Linked DNA regions of Homo sapiens: region 1 is linked to region 2. A link is a contact called in ENCODE Hi-C or POLR2A ChIA-PET data. All regions are on one chromosome and are shown on one strand. The core of a region is the stretch at or near the end of the contact, and the rest is flanking DNA. Distances in the headings are between cores, read along the strand shown.

Region 1 (3,275 bases), core at 13-2,512, 95 kb after region 2:
GACTCCTGCCTGTGGGCCAGGCTAGGGGACTGAGGCCTTGGGTGAGGACCTGAGGCTCTGAGCTATGGTGGACCCAAAACCCAGACCTCTGCTTTCGCCAGTAAGCGGAATAGCATCAGGGATGATGGGCCCTGGCTCACAGGCCACCCGCTGCTGAGAACGTGGCGGGGGACCGAGCCAGGGGCTTCAGGCCAGCTGCAGTGAAAGGACGGGAGGGGCAGCCTCCGACTTGCCTGGTGCCAGCACCTGCAGCCCACAGTGCACCGAGCCTTCCCAACCAGGCCCCACCATCAGATCCAGCAGCAGGCCCCTGGATTCCCTGATTTCATCTTTGAGGCCTCCAAAAAGTCACTTTCTCTTTCCTGTCAGGCACCCACTCAACAAAGCCACTCACAGCCAGTTAGTCAGAAGGAAGGAAGGAAAGAGGGAAGGGAAGGGAAGGGAAGGGAAGGAAGAGGGAAGGGAAGGGAGAGGGAAAGAGATGGGAAGGAAAGGAGACTTCTCAGGCCCCAGAATTCTGGAAGGCTCCAAAAACCTGGTTAGACAGTGGCATGAGGAAGCAGCGTGCCCAAGAGTGAGGCAGCATTTGCCACAGCGGGATATAGAAGGGAGAGGTAAGACGGCGTGTGCCGGTGCCCACAGCCTCTCAGCCGCAGGGGACCGAGGGAGCTGTGGCTTCCCTTCATTGCCTACTTTTAGGTTTTGTAACCACGTGAATGCCTCATCCACTGAAAAAATTAAACTTACAAACTTGCCAGAATTTGCCCCTGAGGGCCCGAAGCCCCCCTGGGCGAGGACGCTGCAGCAGTGCATGTGAGTAAGACCCTGTATCTGCAGGGCCACCCCTCTACCACCCATCTCGGCACCCACACCCCCTCAGCACCCCAGGCTCCTCTGCAGAACTGAGGCCCCTCCCCTCCACGGAGGCACTTCCCTGTCTCAGAAGGGAGGAAGTCTCTGCTTGAGTGCCACCTGACTGGAATCTCACAGGAGGAATTGAAAATCAGCGTCACAGGCCCCACTCCTGGCCTCCACCCCAGCCTGGCTTAAAGCAGAAAATCAACACATAGAAGGAGATGGCTATTTTGAGTGCTGGGAGCCAGTTTCTCTCCCTTTTCTCCCTCGTCTTCCTCCCCCTTTCCAAGGGCCTGGCCCCTCCTGGGAAGGCAGGGAAAGGACAAAGACCCTGGGAGAGGGACGCGCCTGCCACTGCCCAGCCTGGGCGGCAGAATGACACAGGCGCTGGAACTCACCCTGGCATTGGCCTGGCAGGAAGGCCCAGCTGCCCGCTGGCCCGGCTCCTCCTGGGCAGCTCCGTGGGAATTCCCTGGGGGCAGAGCGCATTACAGGAAGCGGCCGCTGGGTGCAGGGCGGGCTTCTCTGGTTCCCATAGACCATCCCCTCCCCATGAACTGGAGCAGGCTTCCCGTGCAAGCCCATTTGGCCTGGAAGTAGGAAAAATACCGCTCCTATGGTTCTGTGTTCTGCTGGAGAAAAGTCTCCGGGGCCGGGCCCCACCCCGATCCCCGCTTCTTACCCACCCCACCTACCCTGGCCGTCCCTCCACTTTCTCCTTACTTCCCCCAACTCAACCACACTCCACAGGGTCATGGCTGCTTTCTCTGAGCTGACAATGCTGGTGCCACTGCACACAGGACCACCTTCTGCACCCCTAAAGGGACAATGGCCGGTTGCTGGGCTTGGTGATGGTTCAGGGTCTTGAAAACCTTTTCTCTGCCCGCCCCTGCCCCCACCAACCCACCACAGACTGAGACAGCAATCCCAGGGCCTCCGTGGGAGAGGAGAAGAGCGTCCCAGGACACCACCCACCAGAGCAGCTCAAGCCCCCAAGCCAATCCCTGCCCTGGTTCCACACCCCAGCCCCCACTGAAACCCCGGAGGCAAAGCGTCGCTCTAGCTCTTATTCTTAGCATCGAACTTGCTCCCACTACGGTGGGAATAAGGTACCTGGCGCCGGTGCATGTAACAATGGGCCGGGGGCTCAGGCGGCAGGTTCATTCTGAGAACCCTCCACCTCCTTAAGACATTTCTTGAGGACTTGGGTTTATGATGAGTGAGTCATGGAGCCACATAATTAGAGATAGGAAAGGCAGCTTTGCCAGGGCCTCGACTTGGACCAGAACGTTCTACTTTTAGATTCATGGAACAATCACATCTCACTGGACCTGAGACAAGTGAGGAAACTGAGCCCCAGAGAGGCAACCGGGACTCTCGGTGGAGTACATGGGGAGCAGGGACAAGATGAATGGGGGTCCCACATCTCCAGAGGTCTGGTGATCTGGCTAATACATGGCATCAGAAGTACCAACAGCTGTAGGAAGGGAGGCTGCATCTCCAGCCCCCCAGGAAGGCATGGGACCAGTCCAGTCTGAAGAAGGAGCTGGGGGCAACCCTGAGGGTCAGCTCAGGCCTCAGAGCAGAGGACAGCTGGGATCATGATTGGTTTTTTTCAATCTCAGCCTCAGAGCAATGCTCCAAGAACAGGAACCTAAAGGAAGCCAGGCTACGAGATCTGGCACTTGCATCTGCTCCTGGAAGCCAGCCTGGCCTCTGGAGGCCTGAGAACCTGGTGCCACTGTGAGGACCTCATGCCACTGTGAGGACCTGGTGCCAGTGTGAGGACCTGGTGCCACTGGGCTCTCGCTCTGGGCTTTTCCTTTCAGTTATCAGTCTGCAGTGGAGACTGGTTTCCACTGCCAGGGTGAGGATGTTTGGACACCATGAGAACCCTCTCGAAATTCCAGGGTTTTGAATTTCAAGCTGAGCTGGGTCCCGGTAGTATTCAGGTTCACAGGAAGTTGGCACAAATCAGCCTCCTGCTTATGATGGGCAGTGGGGAGGGGGTCAAGGAAAGCCTCTTAGGAGGTCACAATGACATCTCAGACACCAGCGAGTGCTTGTGACACATACTGCTGAATGAAGTCTGGGTGAATCAGAAACACGAGGCTGCATTTCCCTTGGAATACACTCGGGGTTAATAATTACATGAGAAATCACTTGGCAAATCCATGTGGGGTGTTGCTGAACCCAAAACATTCAAGAAGATGTTTGACTAATCCCATCCCTGGGCATGGCCCATTCTTTCCAAGAGGGCAGGGGATGGCTTTAAACAACTATGGGCCACATGCTTGCAACCCACAAGGCCTGGCTGCTTTCCAAGAGTGTTTCTCTGCCCTTGAACATCTAGGAATCGAGTTCACCTGGGGAGAGGGGATTTTTTTCCCAAGTGATTCTATGGGAATTGATTACCTGAT
Region 2 (3,144 bases), core at 81-2,580:
GTGCCTTCTGCCGGGCCATGCTGCGGCTCGAGCGGCGCTGGCTCCTCGCAGGGAAGACCCCGGCCAGAGGCTGCGGAAGAGGCCAGGCTTTCTGGAAGCGCCTCCCAGGCAGGGCCTGGCAGCCGAACGCCGCTTGCTTCGGTCAACTGTGGCCATGAAGTCATTTTTTTCCCCTGCTGATTGAAATCATCTGTTTTCAGTTCCCTGACAAATTCATTGAGTTCCCTCTGAGGCTGGGGCCCCTCGGCTGCTGAGTCTCAGTCTGTAGCTGCGGCCCAGACCCACACAATTTCATCTTCTTGGATTTACATGGTCTCCGGTTTCCAGAGCCCCAGTGAAAGACGCATTTGTGTGGGAGATGTGGGGTTGGGTTTAGCAGCCCTGGTCCTGGGGAGAATGCTTCTAAGATGGCTATCTGCTGGGCTCTGGGCCCCAAACCCTGGCCCTCGGGTCTGTAAGGTTCCTGGGGCCCCAGATGACGGCATGGCCAAGAACGGCGCAGAATCCTCCACATCAGCTCTCTGAAAAGGGAAATGGCCCAGTGGAATGCTGGCCTCTCCCTGCAGGATGAGCACTCATTTCCTCTTGGGATCTAGCAAGTAGCTTAAAAATACACTCATGCAAAGGGCCCACATAGAGCTATACCTGTGGGGAGGGGAGGGGTCTGCTTTTGCATGTACCTCAGGGAGGTGTGGGGTGGCAGCCTGCTGACAAGGGCCCCGACCCCACCGCCTTGCCTGTGTCCTCCTCTATAAAATGGGCGTAGGAGCACCTAGCCCTTGGTCATGCACGCGCCCAGGAAAATCACAAACGCAGGGGCCCAGCATAGTGCCTGATACGCGGCGAGAGTTTAGTCACCGACGTCGGTTGTTGGTGGTGACGTGAGCAGTGACATAGAGGACAAAAGCGATGCTCAATTCCATTTCCGGGCGCGACACAGCTCCGGCAGGGGGCGCTGGGCTCTGGAGCCCTGGGGACCCCTGCTTCTCACACCACCGTCACCCCCAGCCACATACCTGAGCCACTGGGAGCATGAGCACCAGGGAACTTTTTCTCAATGGAAAGATTTCTTCACAGCAAGTGTTTCGCAAGCCTCTCTGAGGCTGTCAGTAATGAGTCCTTACTTCTTGACTTCCAAGTGTGTTACATAAGCCTAAGAGGTTGGTCAAAACACAACACACACACACACACACACACACACACACAAATGTGGCTGGAGAGAGTGGACGGGCAGGCTCTGCAGCTGTTCAAACTTTCTCGGCCACCTTCCCAGGCCATGAGGACTCCCCACTCATGGGCCTGTCGGAACCGTGCTGGGGAATGTGAGGTATGAGATCCGGGAGAGGAGAGCCCAGTAAGCCAGGGCTGCGGGGGAGACGGAGGGCGGGGCCCGGACACGGGCTTTTCCCAGCGGCCAGCACCCCTCCCGCAGGACCTCGGGTTCCACCCCAGCAGCCTCTGTTTGGTGGGGGGCAGAGAAGGGTGCCCCTGCCTGTGGGCCCCTCACGTTGGCTCTGCAGCACCCACGCAGGAAGAGGGTGCACACAGAGGGACGCGGACACCAAGGCCTGGGGTTGGACAAAATTGTTGCCCGCCACAGCTGGTCCCTCCACAGGCCACATAAGCCAGGGAGTTGGGGGCTGCCCGGCACAAATAGAGGAAGCAGACAGAGGAGCTGGGCGGCCTGGGGCAGCCGGATCCTACCACTCCTCATTTCTGCTCTGGGCTGGACCGGCTTCCCTTTTCTTCTGTTGTTTTAAACGGTTGGTGTTGGGATAGAAAGGCCCATGGGTCTCCTTCTGCCTCTGCGTCCTGGCTTCCACAATGCAGACAAAACTTAAAAATTCTCAGGGGCTTCTCATTTTAGCGTGGGTGGCAGAGGCCTGGAGAAGCCCGAGGTCACTTCAGACCGGCCACCTCCTTGGACCTTCCCTTCCTGACATAAAATGATGACTGTAATGGAGGCTCTGCACTCAGCCCGTGGAGACAGGCCAGAAGCGCTTTGCTACAGTACTAATATAGCGCACGTTTTGCTCATGAGACGGCACTCAGAAGTTCTCGGCATGATTAGAAAGTGTATCGGTCAGAATGCGCTAGGCCATGCTATGGCAACAAACAGGCCCCCAGATCTCAATGGCTGCCAGCAGGATCAGCAAATGGTTTCTGTAAAGAGTGACGTGTACTTTTGTTGTTGCTATTGTTTTTGGAGACACAGTCTCACTCTGTTGCCCAGGCTGGAGTGCAGTGGCGCGATCTCGGTTCACTGCAACATCCACCTCCCAGGTTCAAGCAATTCTCCTGCCTCAGCCTCCCGAGTAGCTGGGATTACAGGTGCCCACCGCCATATCCAGCTAATTTTTGTATTTTTAGTAGAGACAGGGTTTTGCCACGTTGGCCAGGCTGGTCTCCAACTCCTGACCTCAAGTGATCCACCCGCCTCAGCCTCCCAAAGTGCTGACATTACAGTTGTGAGCCACCGTGCCCGGCTACTTTTAATATATATTTTAGGCTTTGCAGGCCATTCAGTCTCTGTCGCAACTCCTCAACTCTGCTATTGTAACACAAAAGCGTGGCAGACAGCACACCAATGAGTGGGCTGCATTCCTATAAAATGATATTGAGAAATTGCCCACAGGCTGGCGTCTGCTGACCGCCAGCTTCAGATAACCAACGTTTGTCTTCTTCTTGTGCCACACATGCAAGGAGTGAGGGCCCGCTCCAGACGTGCTCCAGGGACCCAGGCTGATGGAGGATCGAGTCCCACCCAGACCTCCATCATCATGGAGGCCAGATGCACGAGCTGGTTCTTAAAACTTCTGCTCACAAGTGACTGAGACCTCTTCCACTCACATTTCACTGGTCAATCAAGTCATGCCACCACACCTGATTTCAACGGGGATGAGAAGAACAATTCTATTTGCTCAGAAAGCAGAGATCTGGAAATTTTCGTAAACAGTCTTTAGTCTTCAACCATCCAAGCTAGAAGACCTGGTTTCTGGGCCCCTCCTTTGCCACCAACTAACTTCGTGTCCCCCCGGCAGGCCTCCTCCCTTCTCTGGCCTGTAGATCCCCACCTGCAAAAAGGTGTGGAGCATGTTCCTCAGGTTTTTCTGGGCCTGAGAACAGCACCACTATCATGGCCTC

The links. Hi-C counts contacts between places; a loop is a spot of excess contacts on that map. ChIA-PET counts read pairs that join two places held with the same protein, here RNA polymerase II (POLR2A). Pooled maps may share reads with other maps.
Region 1: a map of heart left ventricle shows a loop between it and region 2 (2.3-fold over the local background). The contact joins the enhancer-like site here to the promoter of LINC02952 in region 2. A Hi-C loop is called at or near these places in 7 of 168 maps with a recorded cell type or tissue (SK-MEL-5, ascending aorta, endothelial cell of hepatic sinusoid and 3 more), 2 of 37 single-sample maps with no recorded cell type and 17 of 50 pooled maps. POLR2A ChIA-PET finds 5 or more read pairs at or near these places in 3 of 52 experiments (WTC11, activated CD4-positive, alpha-beta memory T cell and endothelial cell of umbilical vein).

What each region holds. Positions count from the first base shown.
Region 1 is chr11:69,538,994-69,542,268 of GRCh38, forward strand. No RefSeq gene overlaps it. Among named protein-coding and RNA genes, the nearest start is that of LINC01488, 59 kb to the left of the region's middle. RefSeq lists enhancers at 1-339, 358-502 and a cis regulatory region at 425-428. Within about 2 kb of position 1,263, at least 15 of the 41 ENCODE cell types and tissues checked have a DNase peak (open chromatin) inside an H3K27ac peak, as active enhancers do; they include ascending aorta, heart left ventricle and heart right ventricle, where a contact is called at or near this core.
Region 2 is chr11:69,443,636-69,446,779 of GRCh38, forward strand. LINC02952 (long intergenic non-protein coding RNA 2952) reads right to left here and starts at 1,331. Exons shown (of 2, transcript NR_186235.1): 1 at 1,017-1,331. It overlaps LOC124902703 (a long non-coding RNA gene), which reads left to right and starts at 1,188. Exons shown (of 2, transcript XR_007062759.1): 1 at 1,188-1,327; 2 at 2,704-3,144. RefSeq lists a silencer at 1-24.